7 separate regions of the Mus musculus genome follow, and regions 1, 2, 3, 4, 5 and 6 are each linked to region 7. The links are chromatin loops, found by intact Hi-C in ENCODE. Cell type or tissue: heart. All regions are shown on one strand.

Region 1 (4,000 bases), 530 kb before region 7:
CACCCAGCCAGCCGTAGCGAACACATTTTACCTTTGCCTTGACACACTGCCCGATGGTCCTTTTCCTCAGCACTAAAACCCAAGGATCTGTTTCTGCTCCATCCCTAGTGTCCTCCACATCATCAGTCATTCCAGAGCCTTCCCATGCCACGCCAGAACTCTAGCAGCTACAGCTGAATTGCTTCTTTTGAAACCGCTTCTCCCTGACGTTAGCTGCCTCTGACCCACACCTTCTTTTTGGTGATGATTTGCAGGGTCTGAAAATGAACTGCGGATGTTAACTTGTTTACGTCATTACTTGTTAGGGCATTTCCTCACAAAGATAAATATTTAGGGGGAGGGTTTCTCAGGTAAGGAAATGCTGTTTCTATCCTCCCTGCTACACAGCGCCCCCATCTTTTCCTTATTCCCCACCCCTTTTCCTAGCAGTCTGGCCTTTCCTAGAAGCAGTGATTCTCTCTTTGACTCTTCTAAAAGTCCTTAGAGCCTCTCAACCTCCTCAAAACCTCCCTGCTGAGTGCACACATCCTTTAGGAACCAGCTCATTTATTACCTGCTACTTGACTGATGTTCACCTAAAGGCAAAGACCAGTAGAAGGAGCTGAATTCAATACAGACAAGCTTCACATCAAACACTTTTTTAAAAAAACATTTATTTATTTTATATATGTAAGTACACTGTTGTTGTCTTCAGGCACAACAGTGGAATTGAACTCAGGACCTCTGGAAAAGCAGTCAGTGCTCTTAACTGCTGAGCTATCTCTCCAGCCCACATCGAACACTTTTTAAGACATGGTGTAGAATGTTATAACAGAATACAGCAAAGAATTCAGTGATGTAATGCAAGCATTTGTTAAATGACAGTATCTATGGATCATCACTGAGATGTGAACGTCAACATTCCAGAAAGAAAATGGGTAATTCTGAGAACCTTTAGTTCTAATTTCTAGACCATGAAAAGTTATATTACCTGAGCAATTCCAAATATCTATACTACAGGAAGATATAGACGAACGTTATCTAACAAAGTGGTTTCTTAAATGCAATAGCCTATGTTGATATCATCCCCATCTGGTTATTTTCTGGTGTGAGCCTGATGGACAGGTAAACAAATGAACGGTTAGACTCAGTTACAGAACCAGCGAGACCGATCAGAAGCTAAGGGTGCTTGTTTCCACCCCTGATACCCTGAGTTTGCTTCCTGAGATTCACTGGAAGCCACGGTAGAAGAAGAAACTGTATTCTCACAAGCAGTCATTAATCAATCACACCTGAGCTGTACTTTACATGTCCCTGTGCACATACCACACATACATACACATACACACATATATATGCCACATACATGAACACAGACTCATACAGGCACACACATATGCACACACACGCACATTCATATACCACATACACACATGTGCACACACATACACACACTCATGCACACACACACACACAGACACACATCTTCATATACCACACACACACACACACACACACACACACACACTGGAATGAATGATGAAAACACCAAATTATCAATAACTAGTTATACAAGGTTATCTTTAACAAAAAAAAAATTTTTTTCAACAAAATAAAATTGTTGTATTTTGAACTGGGCATGGCGATACACACCTGTAATCCCAGTACTTAGGAGGCCGAGACCAGCATGGCCTATATAGTGAGACTGTACCCAAACAGAGGAAAATATGGGGGAGAAATAATTGCTACATTTTATGCTCTACTTAACATAAGAAAGGAAATTCACTTAAAATATGACAGTAATCTAGGCCTGCTTCAGCATCACTACTAAATATTAGGGGAAATGTTACCAACTAACCTAAAACTTTCTGTCAGGAGAAACGTCTCTGTCAAAACAATATGTAAAACACACACAAAAATCAGAATTTTCTTTGCTATTATTCTATCCTCCCAAACTGTCCCAGTAGAGCCAGCAGAGGGAGCACAACCATTGTGGGTTTGAATGTGTGCCTTTAAAAAAAAAAAAAAAAAAAAAAAAGCCTTTTCTCCTGGATTTTCAGATCCTTTATCATGATTGACAAAAATGATAAATCACAAATATTATTTGCCACTGGTAAATTGTCTCAAAAGTCACTTTTATTGAACAAGTGTCAAAACATTTTCTTTATTCACATTTTAGTTAAAAAAAAAAAAAAGTAATGCATGTCTGGTATAAAGGCGAAACAAACCCGGGGGAAAAATGCTTACAAAGTTAATAATCTACCTTCTATTCTGATCCATATTATGAACAGACTGGAATGTGTCTTATAACTTATTTTTAAAAAGTATATGTATATGTGAATATATGTCCTATGTGGATCATCTCTGAGTGTTTCCTACCCAATATCGAATAACGTCTTTGGGAGGAAAAATGAAATAAGCACAACGTTAGGACACGTAGTATAAGTACTTCCTGTGCAGAGCTCAGGAGTTCAGCCCTGCCGTGCAGGTGCTGCGGTCCACATGGAAACGGTGCGCATGCGTGATGCATGGGGAGCCCGTGTGCAGGTCCCTTCCTGAGATGTCATGAGGAAGACGAGGTAAACTGATTTCTAAGTCACGATTGATATTGCTAGTGTCTTCATAACACAAGATAGCAGCAATAAACTCAACCGCTTAAAGGGGGATTTTTTTTGTTACGTGAAATTAAAATACATTCTCGAATTTTTGGAATATTTTATAAATTCTAATGCAATGGAATGATCCAGTGTTTCTCTCCCAGGTGCACTGAGCCTACTTTCATTGTTTAACCAAAGGAAGGTAAAGGCTACAGGTATAGATATGATACTTTCTCCCACACAACAGGAAGAATCTTTCAATTTCTCGATGGTTTCCATCCTGTCCAATCCCTTTGCAAAGAGCTCCGGATAAATACGCATCCTAGGATATAAAGACACCAAAGTCCAGAGACCCTGCTTGCCAACGCTACCTCTGTGAATTCATTTCTGAACCCAGGGAATTTGCTGAAGCCAACACACCATGACTTGCTATGCAGTCCCATCACTCAGTTGATCTCCTTATTTGTCTCGGTGCCTACTAGACACGTTCTTGACTAATGCCAGTTGCTGTTGAACTTTGACCCCATATAAGTGTTAAGGTCTCCCACGTAGAAGAAGGAAATCTGCAGGAAGAGGATGGTGATGTGGGCAAATAATAACAATAACAACAACAATAATAATAGGGGAAACTGGAAGGATGACGGAAGGGAAGACCTTATTTACATGACTACAACATATTCTTTTTGGAGGTAAAGAATGTAATTAGTGAGCTGTGATTTCCTTCCCATCTCCTGAGAACAGAAAAGACCGTCTGTCTCTTGTGGTGGTTGTAATTTGCGTTTCGTTATGTTTTCTTTGCTAAGGGCTTTCAATGTTCAGAAAAATGTTCGAGTTACTGCACTTTGTAATAAAGTAAGAGGACACAGCACCGCGGTCCTCATTCCTCATTGACACAAACCAAGGAACGGGATGTCCAAAGCCTGGCTCAATGTCACAGGAAAGGCTGTTGCCGAAGTAGAGGTGGGCCCCCCCCCCCCCCCCCGAGAGCCCTTTAGGTTATCCACAAAATCAACACAAGCAGTCTAGATTTGTTATCTCGCCCCTTTCTGTCTCAGGCTGAGTGACAAAGAGTGCTTGGTGAGATACTGAGTAAGACTGACAACACAGGAAGTCCATTCTGGGGGCAAGCTGTGTGAGTGGCAGCCAAGCAGGAGGCCAGGAGGCAAGTCTGCGCACAGCTCCTTTCTCCCTAGCTCACCCCTACATGTGGCCCAGAGGCCGCAGTGATCCAGAAAAGGAGATGCTAAGGCCACGGAGGTTCCAGCTGCTTTGAAATTCACCGAACCAGTCCATTTCTAAGCATCTGTTAGCAAGAGGAAGCTGTGACTCAATGGGGGTGAAATGAGTCATCTAGACGACAGAGCCCTCGACATTTCCAAGTCGTTTGTGTGTTAATTCACAGATAATTTATATCCTTATTTATA
Region 2 (4,000 bases), 170 kb before region 7:
TATTAAGAAAATCTTTCAAAATCAATATGCTAAAACAAATGTAGAAATGCACATCTGTATTTGCTGCACTCTGGAGGCTGACACAACAGACTTACAAGATCAAGGCCAGCCTGTACATATAATTAGTCCCCGTCCAGCCTGGGCTACATGGTAAACTCCTGTCTATGAATGAATAAGCAAGCAAACAAACAAGAAATATTTTTTAATTAGTTCATGTACTTTTTTAGTTGGATTTTAAAAAACATTTTCTAAGAGACTAGGTTGAATTATGAGCTTTTGTTTATAATTCACAATTTTTGTTTTGTTTATATGGCCACAACGTCTAAATGATGCTGGAAGCAAGCTATGGAAATGGAAGAGGCAGTGGCTGTGCCTGGAAATTCAGTATTCTACCCGTGGTACTGGAGCCTGAACATTCTTCTTACACTGCCCAACTGAGCTGGGAAAGAAGAGTTGGAAACCTCAGCTGTCCTTGGAGGCTGCCTTGTGACTTACTTGACTTTTCTGAGCTTCCAAGTACCCACAGGTAATAATCCTGGTCTTATCTCCCTAGTGCTTTCAAAAATGAAATGAGAGATTTACGATAAGGTGCTTTGAATAGTAAAATGTGCCATATTATTATTCAAACAAGGCATTATCCTCTCAAACCTACTTAGAAAAGGTTGTCCATGAAATACTGCATATTAATGGGATCCTGGTCGGCAGACAGTGTAGATTCTCTGGGCAGCATTACGGTGTCAGCTATTTGTCAGCACGGCATAAATTCTGTGCTCCAAACAAGCCTTCAATGCCCTTCGGAAGTCTGGGCAGCGAGTGTGAGACTACTTCTTCTCTCAAAATAGGTACGACTGCAGAGAAAGGAAGAGTGTTTAAGAAAACACGAACAGCTCTGCCTGCCAAGTCTGTGCTCGAGCTGCCGTTTCTCACGTGACAGGTGTTGAGAAGAGAGGAAGCTTGTCTAAAAACCCAAGTCCAGGCAGGAATTTCCATCCCCTCTGGTTATCTTACCGAGTTCCTAGAATAGAAGCATGTCCAAGCCTAAGTGTGAATCTATACAAACATGACATTATAACAACAGATTTCTTCACCACGTTCCACGCCCAGCTCGCGGAGCGGCATCAGCTCCACAGTCCCCTCTTGCTGCTGTCTTTCAGTCCGTTGTGTGACCGCTTTGAGCAGTTTTGACCTTAGCGCCGTTTCTCCACAGTCTAGTATACTAGATATCTACAAAGGGCATGTTTTCCTCATCAACTGCATTGCTAGGTTAGATCTCAAATAATTATTCTACTAATTGCAAATTATTCCCAAATAATTTGTTATTTTATGTGTGTGGGGGAAGGGTGGTTTTACTTGGGTGGGTCGTTTAACATCAGAACTTTTAGATATGAAAGACTAGGGGAAAAAAATGGTCGTAGAGTTGACTCAACCTGGGAAGTGTGCTTCAGCCTGGGGATTCTCAGCTGGCATTTTACTGAAGTTCCATTCATTAGCTGAGATTTCAGATGTTCTAAGATATATACAAGAAGTTGACTGTGTGTCTATGCATACCCTGACCTTTATTCGGTTTATCACTCATAAATGTAATACTGAAACTCTTACTTAGGGAGACAGTGAAAAAGTTCAATTTCTCATCACTAATACCCTGGGAGCCTTTGCTAGTCCATGTTAATTTCTTAAATGACTAGGTATGTTTCTTAATTTCTGATCCCATTTCATCCTCTGGAAAAATGGAACATGATAGCTGCTAGCTAAAGGGGCTATATAGGTTAAAGAAGACTGTATGGAAAGCTCTCAGGATATTACCAGATACGGAACAAATATTCAACCCATGGTACAAACAGTGTCTCTCAGAGTTGATGCTCACTATTACTTCAGGAGGAAAAGTAGACAGTGGTAGGGAGCCTAAGGTGCAGGACGGCTTTGATTGTCTGAACTTAAAGGCAGATATACTACCGACTTCAAATAGTAAGAATGTAACTGTGCAGACAGCTTTCCTGCTCCTAAACCACAGGTCATGCCACATAAAATCTGAGGGAGGAATGCAAGAAGAGGGTGTTACCTCTCTCTTGGGTGACTTGAATTCCATGGCATAGAAAGAATGGAAGAATGAATCTAAAACTAGTTTTAGTTTCTTCAAAGTATTAATGTGTGTAGCTTAAGGTAGAGGTGGTGTCATGGCAAACGCTTTTGGTTCACCAAGAATCCTAAGCTCTAGTCTGCAAGAATTGGTCTCCTTCAAAGTTTGGAGCTGTGACGAAAGGATGGACCATCTAGAGACTGCCATATCCAGGGATCCATCCCATAATCAGCATCCAAACGCTGACACCATTGCATACACTAGCAAGATTTTATCGAAAGGACCCAGATGTAGCTGCCTCTTGTGAGACTATGTCGGGGCCTAGCAAACACAGAAGTGGATGCTCACAGTCAGCTAATGGATGGATCACAGGGCTCCCAATGGAGGAGCTAGAGAAAGTACCCAAGGAGCTAAAGGGACCTGCAACCCTATAGATGGAACAACATTATGAACTAACCAGTACCCCGGAGCTCTTGACTCTAGCTACATACGTATCAAAAGATGGCATAGTTGGCCATCACTGGAAAGAGAGGCCCATTGGACACGCAAACTTTATATGCCCCAGTACAGGGGAACTCCAGGGCCAAAAAAAAAAAATGGGAATGGGTGGATAGGGAAGTGGGGGGGGGAGGGTATGGGGGACTTTTGGGATAGCATTGGAAATGTAATTGAGGAAAATACGTAATAAAAAGATATTAAAAAGAAAAAAAAAGAAGTGTAAGCTGCTGTGAAGACTTCAGGGCAATTACTCTTTTGTGTTGGGTTTTTATGTATTATGGATTTGTAGAGTTAAATAAGGATACTCTTATTTCAACCCACCTGTTCATATAATTTAACAGTCTTCTGATCACTTGCAGTTCAAACTAATCAATAAATATTTGATAAATTGCAGTTTGTCAACAATTTAAAAAAATTGGTCTCCTTGATCCTGGCATGATGGCACAGACACCACAGGGCCTTTGCTTGCTAATTTTGTCTTCTCAAAAAGCAAGCAGACATATCTATGTGGTTTCTGTGAGCAAGGTATTGACGCCATGCTGTGGGCATGGCTGAGAGGACAAACAGCCCTGATCCGCAACAATAATGCTTCTCCCCTTACAGTAGGGTTAGATCTTGACAAACCCACCCTAAGTTGACAATGCAATGAGTGGAAAATGGTCTTATTGCACAACACTTACTGCACAGCATAGTTTAACAACACTGTACACTGTAAAGGCTGACTGCAAGCTATGGCTGAAGGCCACCATCCAGCATCAACAAAGACCACCACATTGCATGTCACTCACCTAAGGGAAGATTAAAAATTAAATTAAAATTTCTACCAAACAAGTACCAATTACAAGCCACAATTAAGTGAAACAGTTTTAAGCCAAACCACTGTTATATTGGCTGTCTCTATTTGCCAACCCCTGTGGAGTTGGTACTATATTAAGTATCATCTCAGGAGTCTATGCTCTCTGGTGCTGGCACACACACTTCTGTCGGATGAATTTGCATCTGGGATGAAGGCCATTCAGATGAACACTTCAACCTCGTGAGATCTCCCAAGTGGCTTCCATTCGAGAGTCTTCGGACTCTGCTTCTTCTCCTTAGACTGATTATTTCTAGTTCCTTATTTTTTTTCCCACTGACCTCATGTCCTTGTCCCAGAGTCCTTTCCATTGCTCTACTTCAAAATGTGGGAAGTTGTGTCCTTCTGATTGTGAGGAAAATGAGAGAGGTAAAAAAAAAAAAGTGCCTGTAGGGATTCTAATAATAATGCTACAAGGCAGTCTCATTCAAAGTTCACAATTGTGTGTCCAAAGTAAGTTGAGACTCTTACAATTGCACATATGGTCTATCTTCAACACACTTTAATATGGTCTATCAACTTCTTCCTTCCCCACCCAATGCAGTCTGCATGCTTCTGCCAGATTCATCTTC
Region 3 (4,000 bases), 160 kb before region 7:
TATTAATGCTAGTTAGAGCACTGGGATCAGACAACTTTAATACCAGTAAACTCACCAAATTAGTATATAAGCACATTGGACATAAAGCCCAACAGGATTTAATTACTCCCCCCCACCCCAATCTTTGCTGTCATTGTAGTTGTAGTTTTATTTTGAGGCAGGATCTCACTGTGTAGCCTAGAACTCATGACTCTTTTGCCTTGGCTTTATATAGTACTGAGATCATAAAAATGTACCACCACAGCAGGCTTTATTTAAGTTCTGAAATGATCCTGGTCAGAAAATAAGGGGATTTTTCTGTCTTCATTAGCACAATTCTTTCAACAGATAAATTGGGAAGAGCTAAGATATTAAATCAATGTCCTGTTTTTGTTTCCAGTTTGAGTTGTTCACACTGGTGATGACTGAGCCCACCACCACCTTATGCACTGTGATGATTTGAATGAGAAATGTCTCCCTCAGGGTCATATATTTGAACAGTTGGTTTCTTGTTGGCACTTCTTCTGGAAAATATGGAAGATTTAGGTGGTAGAACCTTGCTGAAAGAAGTCTGTCATTGGGGCTGGGCTTTGAGAACCCACAGGCTTGGCTTATGTCCAGTTATATACTCTCAGCTTCATGTTTGTAGTTGAAGATGTGATCTCTCAGGTCCCTGCCCCAGACACCTGCTGACATTTCTCTCCTACCATAACGGACTCCGCATCTGGAGCCATAAGCCAAAATAAATCTTTTTCCCATAAATTGCTTGGGATCATAGTGTTTTATCACAGTAACAAAAAAGTAACTAACATTCAAACTAAAGAAAACCAAATGCTTGGCTACTTTATTACTACTATTTGGTCTACTTCTGGGCTGCATGTTTAACTCATGTCAATACACTTTAATCTTAGGTAATGGCTACATCTCAGTTTTTCTATGATTCCTTATTGAAAAACAAGAAGCTACTTCCGGTGTGAAGAATTCCTTCATTTGTGTTGAAAGGCTAGCTCACCCACCTATTAAAGCTAACCAGTGAGCCTTACTGAAATAGATATTGCCCATGAGAAAGGTAAAAAGAGGCTATTGGGAGAAACCTCTTTCAGGATAGTGCAGGTTAGAGAGGTACCTACGATATAAGAATAACCAAATGAACTTGAACTACTTGCACTAACAACCTTGGGGACCCTAGACTGATGGAGTTACAGACACTTCCTTGGTAAAATTTCAAGGATCATGAAGCTCTTCTCTTGTGTCCAACATGAAGCTTATGTGAGAACACCACAAAGGGTGCCCTGTGAACCTTAGGTATGCCACTTTTCTGTATGGAACATCCACGCATCCTGTGTGTGCCAACAAGAGCATGTAGATGTGGGGGAAGGAGCAGAATTCTGGAAGAAGTCTCTGTCAAGATCAAGGGAAACATGAGGCTGTGGGCAATGGCTGAAGCTGAAAACCTTAGGTGTGGCAGCCAATATGTTCTTTTCTAAAGACCACATAGAGCCAATGTCATGCTAATAGATCCCAGTGGCCAGGTAAATAATAACTTCTTCACCACGAGTTCTAAAATGACTACACAGAGCAAAAGCCTGTGTTCACAGAAGCCCAACCTTGTGCCACAGAATTACAAGGAGTCCCCTGACACCAAACCCCCAGCATTTGACGCCATCTAGAGGAAGGGCAAGGAGACAAAATGAGCATTTACTCTGGAGAGGCAGAGTCATCCAGAAGAAATCATCTAAACAGGAAGAAGAGACAGAAATGTAGTTAATTAGTAAGAACCTCCACCCTAAGGAGAGAGTTAACAAGCTCAGCAGAGACTCCCGAGGCTACTGAGAAGCCCAGAGCACAGACTTTATGGGGCAGCAGTCACAAGATAATGCTTTGTATCCCATTCTAACACTTTCTCACACCCCCAAGTGGGTTCCTTGGGAGTAAGGTGATTCACTATTGATAACTTGGATTGGTTGTGGAAGGAAAGAAGGACTTCTCAGTATTGACATCAACCAATCTTGGTGTCCGTAAAGACAGTTCTTTTATCAGCTGCTTGACGCCATGTGCCCTGTCCTGCACAATGAATATAGTCAGTGATGAAAAGGAGAAATGCTGCAGCTCTTCTCGCTAGCTCAGATTCTCTCATGCTATCTTTCCTACTTTTCTTCACTGTTATGAGACAATAAGGTTAGAAGGAAGATCTAGTTTCAAAGCGGTTCAATGTTTTTTCAGTATGAGAAAAAGTCTAGGCTGGGTGACTGGATATAGTGACTGTTGTTCCGTCACTGGCCACAGTGTCTATTACCCAAGGGGAAAATGTCATCAAGTTAATTTGGAATGTTGAGTTAGTTGTGCAGGGTTCTTATCTGAAGAGCTGCCTCTACTAATGTGGGTCATGAAATTCCAAAGGGCTAAGCACCCAACTTACCAGACTAATTCCAATAGTGTGCTGATGTGTTCCTCCTCCAGAGACATTGTGTGCATCTCTTCATAACTGAGAGTTGAGTGACCGCACTGTGGTCATTTGAAATTGGCCATGATGGGAGTATTTGCCTAGGTGGATGGAAAAAGGCCACAGTTTGATGCTTGTTTTGTTTTGTTTTGTTTTCTGGACAATTTGCTCTTAGTCATTTGCTTCAATCACCATCACCTTAGAAATCCCTTGTATTAAAATGTGTCCCGGCATCAGTATTATACTGCTGTTACAACACAGAACCACAAATTCAATGACTTGAAATAATACAAAATGGCAATGTTCCACAGGTAAATATCTGAAACTAGCTTCACTGGGCTAAACCTTGAGGCATCAGCATTCCTCTCTGACACTCTAGGGTAGAGGTAATTTCAGCTCCTGTAGTCCTGTGCACCCCTGGGTTCTTGTTGACTATCTTCAAAGCCAATGGCAGGAGGTCACATCCTTCTTTCTCTCTTGTCTACTCATAGAAGTCTCTGATTATACCAAGTCTACCCAGGTAATTTAAAACCATCTCTTATTTTCAAGTGAGCTCATTACCAGTTTTAATGCCACCTGAAGTCGTTGCTCCTGTGTGCAATATGAAGTTCCATCGACATAGGACCCAGGGATTAGGATGGAAAAAGAAAACCTTACAGCAGCCATTTTTTCTACCTACTCCAATTTGTGTTCCAAATATAATATACTACTACTACTACTAATAATAATAATAATAATAATAATAATAATAATAATAATTTGGGGAGAATCACAAACAGTCTTTCATGGGGAGTGACAGACTTTCTAAGGTGCTTTCTAATTCATTGTTTGTGAATAAGTTATCTCATTAAAGCCCCCATGGGAACATTGAGAACACTGCTAAGTTTTTCATTTGATCAATTACAATAACAGACAGAACTGAACTGGGAAGATAGCTCGACTTGAGTCCTTGCCATGTATGTGTGAGGAACCACCTTAGATCCTGACAACCAATATTAATATTCTGGGTATGGTGTGTTGGTACACCCGTCATCCAAGCATTTAACAGGCAGAGACATGTAGACCTCTGGGTCTCACTTTTCAGCCAGCATAGTCTAACTGGTGAGGTCCAGACCAGTAAAAGACCTTGTCTCAAAAACTAAGGCAAAGAGAGATTCAGAAGGACAGAAGATGTCAGCCCCATAGACATGCAAGCAAGGGAAATAGTGTCTTAAAAAAGAGACGAGACTCTCTTCATTATTATGTTTGTTACTAATAATTGACAGACTACAAGCTTTTAGGTTGGAAAAATTCGCACAATTTATCTTTCATTCACTTCCCACCTACAGGTTTTCTAAAAGGCATATTACTTCTGGCCCATCTTCTGCAGGAGGGTATACAAGAATAACTAATGAGGCCATGTCCTCAGACTTCACTTACTAGATTCTCACCCGATTCACCATCCATATTAAGACTCCCCAGATTCTTTTTAGGCATAATAAACCCTGGGGGAAAGGTAGATCTGACTATATTTAAGCGAAATATTTCTTTAATTTTAATTTTATTTATGTGTGTGAATCTTTTTGCTTATGTTTTTGC
Region 4 (4,000 bases), 270 kb before region 7:
TTGCCTTGGTCATGCTGTCTCTTCACAGCAATGGAAACCCTAAGAAGATGGGAAGAGTGAAAAGCAGGTATCTGATTGATTCCTTTTGTTTGTTCGTAGAGGCTTTTCACAAAGACCGTTCTGACTGGCAGAAGTGGATTGGTAAGAATCAGTAATACAGACTGCTCAATGTGAAAGGAACCTTAAAAGGGTGGACCAGGAGGAGCAAGCAAGCAGAGCCTTTGTAAAACACTCCTAACAAATGGTTGAGTATACAACAATCTGTGTAAGAAGCTTAATATGATAAAGAATATCTGGATATAGTCTCTCCAGATATATGCTGTACACACAAACCTGCCATGTAAGCTAGCTGGATATTGAAAGAAAAAAGTGAAATGATGTCATAATTTTGACATTTGCGTATGATCCCCTACCAAAGGCTACACAGCATACATTGTATAATGCTAAGAGCTACAATTCATAAATATATCAACTATAGATAAAATGTTTTAAGAAACAAAACCATGTCCTCTAATGATTTTCTTTGTAAGTATAAAGGAACAGAAACAACAATAAATTAAACTCACAAATTAAAAAGACCAACTAAAGTAGGCAAGACAAGCTGTAGGAAAAATATATTTAAGATATAGATGAGCTTTCTTCTCCTTATTAGCTGAATTCCTTCCCTTCGAGGTTCCAAATAGTTGCCTTAGGAACCATTTATCTGCAACATTTGAGTGAGAATCTCCTAAATATCATGGGAGTTACACTGTTTCCATATTCCATTAGTATCTTCTTTCTAAAGTGTGGTCTCCTATGGCAAGTGTCTTCTGTAAGTGGCATCCCTAGTGTCTAATTCAGCACAGGCTACTCAAGAACGTGTCATTAAGTAAACATTTGAATAAATAAGTTCTGAGGCTGAGGCAGGAGGATTGCCATGAATTCAAGGTCAGCATGAATTACATAGTGAGACCCTTTTCTAAAAGCATAAGAATAGGTCAGGTATTTCCAGTCTCTGCAAAGGTCTGGAATGTTCTACCATCTTGCCCAATCCAGGTAAAATCGGTTTACTGACCACTGCCCCACCCCGACCCCCACGACTTTTACATCCCAAAGCCTTAATGTCAGCTTCTCACTTCATGGTGGCATGGTAGCTAAGACAGGTCTGGTTGTGTTGATCTATTTGTATGGTTATGTCTCAGAAGTAGGACAAAGATGGGAACAGGAGAAAATGACAGCAGTTAAAATTACTATCCTTTCAGATTTGTCATGAGAATAAAAACCCAGCATTATATATATATAACAGTTTAAAAGTTCTAATGTATTATATAGAAAGGTAAATGGTGGATAAATAGATAGAGATCTTGAAAAAATATGTATTCTTGAACTATCTTGTCAAATATACCAAATTTTACCCCAAGACCTCTTTTCATTCTTAACTTTTCAGTACAGAGAATTCTCAAAGTCTGAAAGACAAACACAAATCATAACTTAATAGCAATGACATTAAAATTTTTCCTTACATCTAACCTTGACTAATTCTCACATGGATTTCAGAAATATGAATAATGTCTTCATGCAATTCAGGCAGGCACAGAAAATAGGTGCCATTATTTCTGTTCTAATGACAGATTTTGAGGTTAGGGTGACTCATGAACAGCTGAGCAGCCAGTCAGTAGAAGAAACCAAAATAGCACGGAAACGCCTCCATTCCCACCCCACGCTCAAACCTCGGCTCAAACCTCGAGTGCACCCTCCGCGGGAGATGAGGGAAGCGTGATGCCTATGAAGAGCTTCCTGCAAGTTAATGAGCTGAAGCTATCCCTGGTGGCCATCCCTGAGCGCAGCGCACTCTCAGACAATCTGGCAGGAAGAGAGGGGAGAGAGAGGCAAGAAAAGCAAGCCCCTGCCCAGCCAAGCTCGATTGGTTTTAGGCAGGAGGCTTCATTTATCTTGAGCTGACTCATTTTCAAAAATCCTAGCTAATCAGAATTAATGTGCCCCGGCCAAGGTAACCCTGAAATGAAGTCTATTTGGTAAATGAGATGGGTTCACTTCAGCCTGCTTGACTCTGAAGGGAAAAACCAACCAAATAAATAAACACAATTTTTATGAGAGAGGGTTCTGTATGCACAAGGAAAGAGTAGTGAGGAGTGCTTTCCTAGTAAGATCTGTACCTAAACTATTTTTTGCAAATAATTAAAGTAGAATATAGCGGATAGAAGTCTTTGATGGTACAAAGGGATTAATTGGAGGACTTCTTCTGGAGCTTCATAGAATTCTCAGAATAGTTAAGGAACTTAATGGGAAATGACTTTAATCTGTTTTTTTTTAAATCTGTCTTATAATACAGACAAAATGGCCTTAAGTAGAGGGATCAAAACGTAACATCTGTAAGGTGTTTTAATAAGTTCAGATGCACTTGTCCCTCCACCATCCAATTCAAATACTAATAATGTCCGGTGCAAACACGGGTTTCCAGGACCCACAGCTATGCTCCTTCGCACCTCCGCTGGAGCTGGAGGGAGGCTTGCCTACCTTTCTGACTGAGGCTGCCTTTATGATTCTAACAGGCTGGATCCTAAGGGTCATTTAACAACTAGTTTTCTCTACACTGAGTCCCTTTTCTTGGTGCTGCTGCCCACTGCAGCCCACACTCACAAACACAGGAAAAGCAGAGGTAGAGAACCTTTGCCTCCTGCACTGTTCCTTCCCACCCCGTCCTTCCATCCCGCACAACTGGCTCCTCCATCTGCACATCACTGATCCAACTCAGGTCTGTCTGTTGTGTTATCAGTTCCTGGTATTTTCTTTATTGTCATTAATCTTACTATCCCCTGATATTAAACCTGTACAAGCTGTCTTGACGTTTCCGAAAGATACTCTTTATCTCCAGTGAAAAACAAATCCAGATCAAATCATCTATGCCACTGGATGTGAGGAGAAAAACGTAGGAATAGAGAGATACTTCAGTGACACAATGTAACCCCGTTTAAACTCACATGTCCCTGTACATGTCCCTGAGTCTGATACAAAAACTTTAGTTAAAACAGGAAGACTGATGACAGGCAAGGCTAGAGAAATCTCTTTACTCCTCCTGTGTGTGTGTGGGCATCCGAATCCCACAGTTCTGCAGATTTAGAAGGTTCTGTTTGACGGTGATTAGAGTTTTTGGTGCATTGGTCACAGACCTTGTACACAGCACGTTTCTCAGGGCATTGTGATCTCAATTCCTTGGGTGAACTCAGACAAAATATTTCTAAGGTAAACTTTTCATAGGAGAATTTGAAAAGTGTGACACTATTTCAGGGCAATGTGGCAGGTTGGGTTGGATGGCATCCAGGAGTCCCACAGTCTGTGTATTTGATATGCACAAGAGGGACTGGTCTAGAACATTTCCTTATCCTGTGGACTAATGCAACAGAAAATGTTTCCATGGCACATTGGTCTATTTCAAAGCCCCTGTATCCACAGGGTTTGAGAATAATTTATTTCTGTCTGGAAACTATAGGCAATTGTGAATTTTGAACAATGTAAATAATGTTCTTTTAAATGTGACTAAGTTAAGCTCTAAAAATGTGAGTGTATTTGAAGTAGTTCCCTGGAAGTATAAACGTTTGTGTTGTTGTTTGTTTATTTGTTTTTTATTTGTTTTGGTTTTGAGACAAGTCTCATTGTGAATGTCACACTGGCTTAGAATTTTTGTCCCCCTCATCTACCCTTGCCAGTACTGACTTATTATTGTGTCCCATCACCTATAATTTAGAAAAGGGTAGATTCTTAAGACAAACTTTTACTTCATATTTTTCCCCAGCACTGCTAAAATAATCAGAAAATTATTGAGGCTAACACAGCACCAACTGAACTCTCTGGCTTCTGTGCATCTCAAGAGAGAGTTTGATGCAAGGAAGAATGGTCAGAAGTGTGTATGATGGATGGAAGCCAAGTGAGACATACTCTCTTGGAAGAAAAAGCTGTCACCAATAAATCTCCAGAAACCTGCACTGGAACTCATGAGCCA
Region 5 (4,000 bases), 1.1 Mb before region 7:
ACATTTCTATAAAATAAAAACTATATGTAAATGACTACAGATTCATATCCCACTAAATGATTTTACAAAGTCCAGTATATAATGTGATTTTCTCTTGATTACTGCATTGGCTACTTTTCTTACTACTGTGACAAAACGCCTGACCAAGACATAGGGAAATAAGGTTTTCTCTACCTCACAGCATAAAGATATGGTGAGTAACCAGAGAGGGTGTCGCAGCAGAAGCACCCAGTGGCTGTTCAGCGTCTGCAGTCACCGAACTCTGTTCACCTTGCTTCCCCAGCCCCCTTTTGTTCCAGTCCATTCCCTAGCCATGTAGACTTCCCTGTCCACATTCAGAGCAAGTGTTCCCCCTGAGAGTGCTGTCATATACATACCATGGATGTGTCTTTTAAGTGACTAGAAAGCCAGTGAGGAAATCGAGACTAAACAGCACTTGGTGATGATGGTGATAAATGAACATTAAAATGTCATGATAATCAGACTGAGGGTTCAGTCAGTAACTGTGGCATTAGCATGAAAACCTGAGCTCAGATCCCAAAACCCATGGGGGTAAAAAGATGGTGTGGTTGCACCCCTCCTCAGTAAGTTATTCAGAACTGATCAGTCCTAACTGGACAATCAGCGTTCTTCAGTGGAGTGGCCCTGAGTATATCAACCACGCTGCAGCGTTGGTCTATGCTGTCCAGCGCACATTGAACTCCGTAGGTAGTCCAGCTTAGTTGCAACTAGCTCTCTTTACATAATGATTCATATCTATAACTTCAACACCCCTGTAATTTTCAGAGTTGGGAATTCATGTGGTGTGAGGTGAGGTATTTTCTGTCATCTGTCTGTTTTGTCCGTTTAGGAGGTAGTGTGCAAGGAGACTGGAGTAGAGAAAGGAAGGCAGAGGATGATGTAGTTAAGGCTCAGGAGAGAGAAGGACGACACACAGCTAAGATAACGCTTTTTCTATTACTACCATTCAGTTTTTAAACTGAAAATAACACATTTTCTATTTTGACCGTTTAATATTTAAACTTCCGTTCTCATTTCTCAAAACTAAATTAGAAGTAATACTTTGAAAAAAAAAGAATATCAGCTTTCTGCGCAGAGGACAAGAAGAGAACTCTAGGTGAGCTTGCTAGGACTATCACAACAAATTAAAACATGTAGATTCCTTAAAGTGCAGAAATGTTTCCTTGTGGATCTGGAAACTGGAAGTGCAAGATCAAGGTATCAGCGGAACGGACCTCTCTCCGTAGATGCCTCTGCTTCGCTTGTAAATGGCAAATGGTGTGACGTCACACACGATTCTCTGTATCCTCGCCTCATAAGGACTCAGGAGTAATGGCAGGTTCCCCACCCTTCTTATCTAACTATAAAGACCCATCATCTCCAAACACAGCACAATCGCGCTCTTGAGGTACTGGGATCAGCACACCAGCCTGTTAACGTGGTGGTAAAGGCTGCAGAAGGGAGCCTGGAAACAGAGTGACCGATACAGTTGGAGGTGGGGAGAAGGGAATAGAAACACATCTAACTTACAACGAGGCATCCTGTAAGGCTAAAGTCACCTGAAACGTCATCATCATGGTGCCGTTTAAGCTGCCCGGATGCTGAGGAGGGTGGGAAAAGGAGACCTTCTTTCATTCCTCTGACTCTTTCGCAGTTTACTCTGTGAAGGAAATATTCGGTGTTAACATGGGGAAAGTTGTTGACGCGTATGCATCCTTCATTGAGAGTCTAAGATAAACAAGTTCAAGTTGAGAAGTGAATTGCGTATGTAATTGCTCATCTTTCATTAGAACACTAGAGGGCGCCCTTCTCTTCTGTTAAAACACTGCTTCGAAATGAGTGGAAATAACAGGAGGGATTGCTCTGTAAAAATCATGGTTTTGTTTGGATAATTATGGGCTTGCTTCCACGTTCATTCCATTCTAATTTTTCTGATACCAAAACCAGCATTTTAAGTAATACTAAGCAGACTCGTAACTGAAAGGCCAGAAATAAGTATCGTGGCCGAGATCCTTAAGCCTGAACAGCTGCTAAGCACAGCCGGGAACAAGTGTTTTGTACCTCTTGCAATTGTCTGTTGAGTGTAATCAGCCTACGTTTCTGTGTTTAGGATTAGGGAGGGTCCTCCATGATTGTTTTCTGTATCTCACGCTCTCAAGTGAAGAGCACATTATTCTAGATTGGTGCATCTTTTAACAAGAGTGTCAAGGAGACCAGCCAAGCATTAAACATAAGAACCAAAATTTCAGCGTGGCCCAGATAGTGTTAATGACCAATATTTCGTTAGCATTTCTGATGTCAAATACCAAGCACTTTATTAAACTATTTTAGGGACACTATTGTGAACGGCTGTATTTATTGTCATGTTTAATATGGAAAGTGTTATAGCATTATGAAAAAAACAGATAGCCTATGACGAAAGGTGGCTTTGTCTCTTGGCATTACTGTATAAACATTTCATACCCTGCATACTTTATAGAGTTTTACTTCTAACAGTTTTGAAAGCTAGGGGTTTTGACTGTAATGTGCCTATAGTGGCAGAGTCTAAGGGCCTGGTCTCTGCTTTCAAATGACAAAAAGAAACCTGTATCAGCACACAGGGAAAGACAGAGGGACAGAAGGACTGGCCTGTTCTGGTTAGCACTTGGATAAAGTTGATCTCATTGGTGGGAGGAACCTGTATCAGCACACAGGGAAAGACAGAGGGACAGAAAGACTGGCCTGTTCTGGTTAGCACTTGGATAAAGTTGATCTCATTGGTGGGGGGAATGGGGCCTCCTGACTCCTCACTCTGACATCCCTTACAAGCCCTGTTCTTTAACCTACCTATAAAGTGGGGATTTTCTTAGACACATTTACTCCCTAGCAAAAGCCATTTGCAGATTTTAAGAAATGCTATGGAGTTTTGTTCGTATTTCTCTCAGGTAAGAAAGAATAAATTTGCGAGGATGGCTTTTGTGACCTGTTGGTGGCGAGTGTGGTAATGCAGGGGTCTGCCCCTAGAGTGGATGAGAACAGTGAGACATATTCATTTTGAATACCTGATAAGTTTGAGAATATTCACCGATTCTGAAATCATGTCGATATTCTGCTAATTATTATCCATCCCAATTAAAAATCTGAGGGTTAGATTTTTTTTCCAATATGCAATTTTAAATCTGTGATACTAGACTGACACCATCAATGTTATCTCTGACCTAAGCACCTTTCAAGTGCTTTTAGGTTGAGAGAAGTAGGGTAGCCCAGACTTAAGTTCCCAGAACTGCCATGCAAAGCTCAGAAGAGCTGGAGGGATGCTGCCAGTCACCAAGGAGACCAATTGCTAAATATCCTAAGCAGAGCTAAGTGCTATGTACAAGACCATGTCCATATGACAACATCTTCACCATGGAGAAAGTTCCCAGGATTTTATAGTGAACATTCTGCAGACCGTTGACCGACCTTGGAGTCTTATCAAAAGGAAACGCTCTGGGAACACTAACTCTGCATCGGGTACAGACCAACAAAAACAATGGGTAAAAGGGATGCTGGTATAGATTGTATTGACGGAGCGCATCTTATTCATATCAAATGGCAAACTTGTAAGGACATTACTAGAACTGTTACCTGTTTGTATTGAAAGAAGCAGTGGGAATATTAAAGAAAAGGAGGCTGACAATTCCCTCAAGTTAGTGGCACGAAGCAGATTGATATACTCACTCAGGAGCGAATGTGTGATGGTGTTCATGAAAAAAAAAAAAGTGGGAGGAACCAAGAAAACGGGTTCTAGTGAGAGTCCGTGCCAGTGCGCGCCCTCTGCCTCGTCCATAATGCAGCCTCACAGAATGATTGCACAAGACTTAATTTTTCTAAACAAGACAACACCTTCAAAACAAATTGAAGACTTCCCGGTTTTTTCACGATTAGATTGCAAAATTTACCAGGCCGCATTTTCCTTCATTTCTCTACTCCCAGCCCTGTTTTGAAAGGAGGATGTCTATACCTTCCTTTCAGGGCACAC
Region 6 (4,000 bases), 78 kb before region 7:
AACCTAAAATGTCAATACCTTACTTTAAAAAAAAAATCCTGAAATCTATAACATGGGTGCCTGCCTGCCTGCCTGCCTTCCTTCCTTCCTTCCTTCCTTCCTTCCTTCCTTCCTTCCTTCCTTCCTTTCCTTCCTTCCTTCTTTCTTTCTTTCTTTCTTTCTTTCTTTCTTTCTTTCTTTCTTTCTTTCTTTCTTTCTTTCTCTTCCTTCCTTCCTTTCTTTCTTTCTTTTTTTTTACTTTTATTTTTTATTAGATATTTTCTTTATATACATTTCAAATGCTATCCTGAAAGTCCCCTATACCCTCCCTCCGCCCTGCTCCCCTATCCACCCACTCCCACTTCTTGGCCCTGGCATTCCCCTGTACTGAGGTATATAAAGTTTCCAAAACCAAGGGGCCTCTCTTCTCAGTGATGGCCGACTAGGTCATCTTCTGCTACATATGCAGCTAGAGACACAAGCTCTGGGGGTCCTGGTTAGTTCATATTGTTGTTTCAAGTGTTTATTAGCTGTTTCTTTAAAGATGTTTTTAACGTGTGTGTGTGTGTCTGCGTGTCTGTGTGCTATGTGCACAGAAGTACAGGTACTCATGGAGCCAGAAGAGGGCGTCAGATCCTCGGGCTGGAGGTACATGTAAACTGCCAGTCTTTGGTGCTGGAAACTGACCTCTGGTCCTCTGTAGAGCATTACACATTCTTAGCCGCTGGATCATCTTTCCATCTGTTCTGATTCAGTGAATCTCTTGCTATTGGCACATACTAAAACTTTCTTTATAGAAGTGATACTATTTTATTTTCTTTTTCCAATGAATTAACATAACTGAAATAGCCCAACTAAATAATGCCTACCAAAAAAAATCCCTTTTTGATTATATTTTTTAAATGTATTTGACTTTTATTTAAATACTTAAATTTAAACAATTTGTGCTCAATGGCCAATGGTCTATATTTGAAGTAGCAATCTTTTACTCCTTACAGCATTTTAGGGCAATGGATAAAGGAGAATCATTTAAGGCTATCGTCAGGATGGGGAAACATAAAGGCTGGGTCTAGCTGGCTGAAATATAACTGATACAATCCACTGTCTCCCAAAGGACTGAGCCACAAGACTATAAACCCTGAAAATGACTGGTGTGATTAGATTAATCATGTCAAATATAGTTTATCAATCACTTATAGACAGACATCTAAAGTTCATATTGTCTCAGCTCCTCCTAACTAATAGAACCTAACTGACAGTCCCTTGGAAAACATCACTGAAAATACAAGTGTTCCTCACCTTGAAAGCCAGATAAAATTCCATGCCCTCAAAAATAAATAAGTAAAAAAAATTTAATAAAATAACCCAAACTATAATGGAAATTGTCTATAAGTTTCCCTTAAGTCATATGCTGATTTATGCAAGTTATCATTTTTTGACTTGCAAAACCTTGAATTATCTTGGTGATTCACATTCACAATCAGTGGAACATACGAGCGTGGAGTTAAAACCCCAGCATTTATTGAATGCTTAGCACAAAGGGCTTGATGGCCATACCATAGGCTGTTGTAGACCCAAAATCTTTTATCCACAATGATTCTATGGAAAAGATAGCCAATCTGGCCATGCCAGTCACAAGACTGACCCCAACCATGATTACAGAATAAACCTCTAGAGACAGCCTGTCAAGGCTCTGTGTCCTGTCTAATCTCTGCAATGTGGATTATGGAGAATCTACTCACAAGTCACAGCTGAAGGCTGGTTTTTCACTTCCTTATCTGAGAAAATTTCATTTTTTGAATATCAAAGAATATTTAAACTATTCCAAGTATTTCAAGAGAGCTTTTGGCACAGAGCTCCCCACCTCAAGAGTTTACAGTTGCTGCCACCTATAGGCCCAATCTCAAGAGGAAAGGCTGGGGCTGGTACAAGCATAGGAAGTAGCTCACAAAGATTTTTCTTATTTAAAAAAAAAAAGTGTCTGGTCACCACAGACTTCTTCTAAAGGGAGGGTTGAAATGATAAATAACATTGGTTTCACCAGTGATAGTCTTTTTAATCCACCCAGTTGTGGCAGAAACTTAACAGCATCCGCCTTTCCACTCACAAAGTAAGGAAGCAAAAAAGCAGACAGCCAGTTAGCCACATCTTCAGGCACACGTAACTGTGACTGACCTGGCTTTGCATCTGTCTGGCTTCTTTGCAAACGCAAAGAGTAGGTGTTAAGAGCACTCATCCCCAAATGACTACTGCATGAATTAATGCATCTGAATTAATCCACCATTATTTAGTTAAGCAGATCTACCCATTTATGATGCCTGCGTATTGCAAAACATCACGTTGTACATTATTCACACACACGTTTTTTGTCTAAACATTTTTAAAATAGAAACACTTTCTTAGAAAGTTAGAAAATTAAACTAATGATTTCTATGAGTGACTTTTATGTATCTAACACAGAGATTGCTCTTACGTTATTCCTTATCCTGCTTCAGCTGACAAGTGATAGAGCAAACTTTGGAAGGCAATTTTTTTCCATTTTTTCCCTTTCTCAATAGCTACCTTGTCTCTGTGTACATACAAGTGCATTGGGAACTTGACAAAATATTTCCAATAGCTATTGATATGTAATAGCTATTGATATGTAATAGCTATTGATATGTAAGAGCATATACTGAACACAGTTAGCTATATTTGGCAAAATATATTGCTCCAGAGGGTAAATTTGATAAGATCCTGACCAGTCTGGAGTGGTAAGGTCCTACTCCCTTGGTGCAGTGTTAGGTTTTTCTGCTAGGCTTAAGAGATTCTCTGCAATTCAGACTTCTCATATAGCAGGATCTGCCTGATCACTACTGGTGAATCCTGGGGGAAGACCTAAGGCTGGAGCTAAAAGATCGCAGGTAGTGGTGAGGATGGCCTCTTCAGTGAGACAGCTAATTTTCATGCGGCTGTTTACGGGGACTGTGGAGTGAGTGTACATCGTTGACAGGGCCAGTGCACTAGGGATGCCTCATTTGCATAATGAGAAGTTCCTGGTGCTGCTGGACTTGGCCTTATAAGGGGAAAGGAAGTTTAACCTGGCTACATGACCTCCTCCACTGGGGCGAAGTAGGCCAGCAAGGGCTACAAGTGGATATGAAGGCCCAGGGCAGAGGGAAAGGACTAGATCCTACTGCTGATCTCTGGACAGATTTCCAGGGTTTGGACACACTTTGATCTCCCTCTTGTTCCAGGCCTGGTCCCCCATCCCCAATTCCCTGGCCCCACATGTTTCCTCTTGATAAACACTTGATATCTAAATGTTCTATCAAATCTCACCTTAGGCATATATGTCTCCTGAGTGTCCTGAAACTTTATATAAATGATAACGTCATTTCAATGATCCTTTTTCTCTTCCTTCTAGCAAAGACTCAGAGATGTCAAGCTCACCTTTTTTTGTACCCACCATCTTTTTCCTATGCTCCAACTTCCATTACCTCTATTCCATAGTCCTAGTGTCAATTCAGTATGTTCCAATAAAGTTTTTAAACATTTGGGGTAGATAAATGACTTTAGAAACTAATGAAGCTTGGAAGTGATATCTATGGAATCAACCAACTTGTAAAGCTTACTAATCAGAAAGGGAAGCCTGAACCACTGCCCATTTAATTAAACTATATCTCCCTCAGTAACCAGGTGAAAACTGGAATAGTGCTTATATATGATCTGGGTTTTGCAACAACTGTACTAGTCCCTCCATCTAAGATAATAAAACAAGACAGTAATCAATGAAATAAGAGTGTCAAACTGTAAGTAACTAAGCATATTTAATAAAACTTGAGAAGCCTTGACTTTATCATAAATGTGAAAATAGGAAAACTAAAAGTTAATATGAAATGTAAACAATAATTATAAATGCCATCAGTCTGGCTACTTACACATAGTCCCAGCTATGAATAGAAAGTTGAGAACTAGTAGAACAAAAGAGACAATGAGAAGAACAAAAGAGGAGACTCTTAACTTTCAGTTAATATCTCTA
Region 7 (4,000 bases):
ATGTGTGTGCACATGCCTGTGGAAACCTGAAGTTAGCATAAGGAATTTCTCTTGATTATTCTCCATCTTATTCACTGAGGTATGGTCCCTCAAAACCAAAAGTTGTCCATTCAGCCAGCCTAGCTGTCCAGCTCACTCCTAGGATCTGTGACTTTGCTGTAAAGGCACTGGAATTACTAGCAGACCCCTCCCACTCCCCCCCCCCCCCCAGCATTGATGTAAATGCCAGAAAGCTGACCTCTGGTCCTCACTGTTGCTAGCTGTACAACACACTACTTAACTACTGAGCCAACTCCGCAGCCCTGAATATATTTTAGAAAATATAAAAGAATGCCTTATCCAAACTCATGATTGACAGAGCCTTTCAAGGTGGTGGGAAAAGGTGAATCAGAAATCCCATGGAGGATGACTGCCACGACACACGTGGTCGCAACTGTATGAAAGGGACACTCTTCAGGAAAATACGCATCAGTGTGGTGGGGACCTGGGGAAGGTGGCTTTAAAACTCCAGGGCACCATAATAGAGAAACCAGACACATGTGGCTTTTGAAACTTTTTTATCCTAAGTGCTTGTTTGCTAAGAACCAATTACATAATTTGGAAAGTCTGGCGTGATGTTCTTTATCTTGAATCTTACATCAAAACTTCAGGTTCTCTAATAGCAAACCCCTCAAGCTTCAGTGTTTATTTTTGTAATTGACATCATCTACTTTTGCTAGAGCTGAACCAGTGAAAGGACAGAGGAAAAAGAAATTGCAAAACTGAAATTTAAAACGTCAGAATCCACGGGTCACATTAACAGCAGTGTTTGACAGGGTCTGGTTTCTAGCTTCCATCTTTCAGGGGCTTGCTCGAAAACTTTCCAAGATGCAACACCATCATGGGCTGAACTCACTGATATTTGGGCAAACATTGCATTTACTCTCCATTCTGTTAAAATGTCGAGGTGTAAGTGCTCTGACATAATGTGGATTTATGTATTAACACAAAGGTCTCCTGAGACATGTACCCATAATTCTCCACTGGCTAGTGACTGTAAATCAGACTAGAAAGGCAGATCGGGGCCCTCTTTCTCCAACTATCTGTGATTTAATAAAGGAGAAAAACATGATAACTAACAAAGGAAGGCAGACATCACATTTGCCCCCCTCCTCTACACACACACACACACACACACACACACACACACACACATGCTCGCACAGAACCAGCTGACACTTTAATCCTGAATCCTCCACAAATGTCAGAGACTGATACTTTAAGTATTCTAGGAGACTTTTGAAGAATGACAATTTCAAAAATACACTTTAAATTTTTATTAATTTTACTTCAACGAAATGGATTTCATATAAAGGGGTAATGCCTAAGCAGCAATAACTCAGAATTATCATCTTCGAAATAAACATCCCAGGCACAGAAAACTTGCTCTCCGTGTCTAGTCTCCCTCCATAGCCACCCACCCTCCAACTCCCTTAACACTTCTTCCAGCGTTATCTCAGAATGCTGTTCTCTGCTGATGTATCTTCCCCAGGGCCGCTGCACCACTTCTCCTCAGAGTCATGCAGCCCCGGGATCTGGCTCTGCCTTTATTTCTCTTTCACTTTGCCTGCCAATTTCATCTTCAGAGCAGGTCACTATCCTGCTCTGAAACCTTCCATAAGTCCCCATGCCCGCAGACGGAAGCCCACAAGCTTAACATAACTGCCCCCTGGTGGTCATCTACTGACTCACAGAGTTGGAACCCGGATTAAGGTTTCATTCAACATGGAAGACCTTTTTATTTCTAGGGGAAGCCAAGGGTGGGAAAGTGGAAGAAAGTGCGGACAAGTGTTTGCTTTCTTTTCACAGCTACGGTGAAGAATACCAGAGAGCAACACCTTGTGCCTCCAAGAAAGTATTAGTCTCCCTGAGGACTCTTCGGAGTTCCATGTGCAAAGCAATGCTCATCTCCATTGTCTCTACATGCTCATCTCTATTGTCTCTACATTGAGCGCCAACTTGGAATTTTGTGGATGAAACATGACTCAGTGTAATCCGTGATTTACAACATAATTGGTCCCCTGAACTGACTTCCTAAAGACACATGTTGTCAATTAAGACCACATTCTTGGAGCAGAATGTAACATTAAAATAGCAAAAACAATCAGAAAATAAACTTAAAAGCACAGAAAATTTGCTTCCTGCAAACATTGAGAATGTAAAGCAAATATTTAATGTCAATTCTCAGAAGTTCCTTTGGGGGATATTTTTCTTTTCATGGTCTGGACAAGTTAACATGTTTTAAAATGTAAGCATGAAAGGTTTTTAGCATGGAACTACTTTGGTCTAAGTTTTTAATGCTAGAAAATGACAATTACTGTCCTAGTAAAAAAAAATATAATTCCATGTCCATGTATGTCAGAATCAGCAAAGGAATCAGCCTGCGACATTCACCCCTCATGCCCACTATTTGCCACAAAAAAAGTTAAAATTAGAAAAACTAAGGAGTTGAACATTTGGGGAGAGTTTCCCTAGGGGCAACAGGTGTGTGTGATGTCTTCATCCACTCCCATTTTGAAGGCAGGATAGAAAAGCAGAGCTGCGTCTCAGCCTTGAGGCCCAGTATAGAGACTGAGGATAGCACACTCAGAACTTCTCTGTGTCCTCCGAAAACAGAGGAGCGGAGTGGGCTGTTCCTGATTCAGGCCCGAGTAACCTAGAGACAGCATCCAGGTGGGGGAAGCATCAGCACAAACGAACCTGAGAGGCAATATCATTCCTACAGGCAGAACAGGACAGGTGTGTCCTTTTCACACACTCAGCCCGATGCATGGGCAAGCAGTGGAAGACAGGCCACCGTGCGTTCTGTACAGGATAGGGACAAAGAAATGCCCACAAAAAGACGCCGCGGGAGCAAGGGGAGTTCTCAAAATGTTGACTGAGTTCTAGGTGGTCTTCACGCCCAAGGAAGCCAAAGGCCTAAGATCCAAGACACAGAGCAGGACACAGAGATGTTGTCAAAGAGCTCAGAATCTGCGGAGGTGCTGCTATGCTCAAGTCAGAGACATCCAGGAATGGCTCTTCCCTCCTTACTCTCCTTCCTGGCTTCACTGATCAGAGGAGAGTTGCAGAGGGGTAAGGGGTCTAAATAGAGACAATGCTATTTCCTTTACCACGGGTACTTAATAGACATGTTCCTGAAATCAGATGGTTAGTGGTGAATGCTGACTACTAAGAGTTGTTTGTCTTTTGTTTTCTGTTTAAATCAAGAGTCTACATTTCATTTTAAACCAAGAGAATAACTATTATTCTCATTGGATGCTAAGGCCAGTTGTCTTATCTTTTGCTGTCGACATTCTTGAGGAGTAAACACTGGTACCAGGATAGACATAGTATGTGATTTAGGAAAATACATTTCCAAATCTACGCTCTTCCACTTCAATAAGATCTATGTATTTTAGGAATAAAGACTTTTATAATTGTTTGTGGGACCATCATTAAAGTTTCTTATAATGTACCACTTATGTACCATGAGTTTAAGAAAAAAAAAAAAACCAAAACGCTACTCAATTGAAAAAAATCTTTGTATATCTCAAGTATGCAAGTTTCAGGTAATAACTTCAACATCCAGAAGCTTATGAAATTATTTTTCCACTGTTTTGGATAATAGAGTTTTTCACTGCATATGTCTGAACATGCAAGAACAAAATCTGGTAGATTATTCTGTATCTTAAGAAATTTCTCTGAGTCTAGAAATATATAAACTTTGGAGATTGGATCACTAGTGTTTTAAACCTCAGATGAGAATAAAATGGGTTTTGTCTTAATAGCCTTAAATTTTTATTTATTTATTTATTTATTTATGAGAGAGAGAGAGAGAGAGAGGTGCACAGATCCCCTTGGAGGTCAGAAGAGGATCTCCAGGAGTTGGAGGCTCAGGTCGTTGTGAGATGACCAATGTGGGCTCTAGGGACTGAGCTCTGGTCCTCTGGAAGAACAGTCAGTGAGTGATCTTAGCCAC

The links. Hi-C counts contacts between places; a loop is a spot of excess contacts. Peaks named below come from ENCODE experiments on the same cell type or tissue, not always from the same donor. Only the 100,000 strongest peaks of a DNase experiment are listed, where the experiment ranks them.
Region 1: it touches region 7 in a loop (14-fold over the local background); 9 of 42 quality-filtered maps call a loop at or near these places.
Region 2: a loop joins it to region 7, with 2.0 times the contacts of the local background. A loop is called at or near these places in 2 of 42 quality-filtered maps.
Region 3: a loop joins it to region 7, with 2.0 times the contacts of the local background. A loop is called at or near these places in 2 of 42 quality-filtered maps.
Region 4: it touches region 7 in a loop (2.0-fold over the local background); 2 of 42 quality-filtered maps call a loop at or near these places.
Region 5: a loop joins it to region 7, with 5 times the contacts of the local background. A loop is called at or near these places in 5 of 42 quality-filtered maps.
Region 6: a loop joins it to region 7, with 2.5 times the contacts of the local background. A loop is called at or near these places in 3 of 42 quality-filtered maps.

The regions. Positions count from the first base shown.
Region 1 is chr14:105,922,877-105,926,876 of GRCm38, reverse strand. No RefSeq gene overlaps it. Among named protein-coding and RNA genes, the nearest start is that of Spry2, 28 kb to the right of the region's middle. In heart, a CTCF peak has its summit at 1,949 (motif pointing right); no DNase peak of the experiment used is centred here; H3K4me3 peaks cover 531 bases; H3K27ac peaks cover 744 bases.
Region 2 is chr14:105,563,027-105,567,026 of GRCm38, reverse strand. No RefSeq gene overlaps it. Among named protein-coding and RNA genes, the nearest start is that of 9330188P03Rik, 25 kb to the left of the region's middle. In heart, no CTCF peak of the experiment used is centred here; no DNase peak of the experiment used is centred here; H3K4me3 peaks cover 1,047 bases; H3K27ac peaks cover 1,405 bases.
Region 3 is chr14:105,554,644-105,558,643 of GRCm38, reverse strand. No RefSeq gene overlaps it. Among named protein-coding and RNA genes, the nearest start is that of 9330188P03Rik, 33 kb to the left of the region's middle. In heart, a CTCF peak has its summit at 1,651 (motif pointing left); no DNase peak of the experiment used is centred here.
Region 4 is chr14:105,666,920-105,670,919 of GRCm38, reverse strand. No RefSeq gene overlaps it. Among named protein-coding and RNA genes, the nearest start is that of Gm6145, 25 kb to the right of the region's middle. In heart, a CTCF peak has its summit at 1,795; a DNase peak (open chromatin) is centred at 1,809.
Region 5 is chr14:106,498,593-106,502,592 of GRCm38, reverse strand. It overlaps Gm29871 (a long non-coding RNA gene), which reads right to left. Exons shown (of 5, transcript XR_874942.1): 3 at 1,560-1,660. Among named protein-coding and RNA genes, the nearest start is that of Gm29871, 14 kb to the right of the region's middle. In heart, a CTCF peak has its summit at 1,791 (motif pointing right); no DNase peak of the experiment used is centred here.
Region 6 is chr14:105,473,036-105,477,035 of GRCm38, reverse strand. No RefSeq gene overlaps it. Among named protein-coding and RNA genes, the nearest start is that of 4930449E01Rik, 24 kb to the left of the region's middle. In heart, a CTCF peak has its summit at 1,872 (motif pointing left); no DNase peak of the experiment used is centred here.
Region 7 is chr14:105,395,327-105,399,326 of GRCm38, reverse strand. No RefSeq gene overlaps it. Among named protein-coding and RNA genes, the nearest start is that of 5430440P10Rik, 30 kb to the left of the region's middle. In heart, a CTCF peak has its summit at 1,708 (motif pointing left); a DNase peak (open chromatin) is centred at 1,576; H3K27ac peaks cover 562 bases.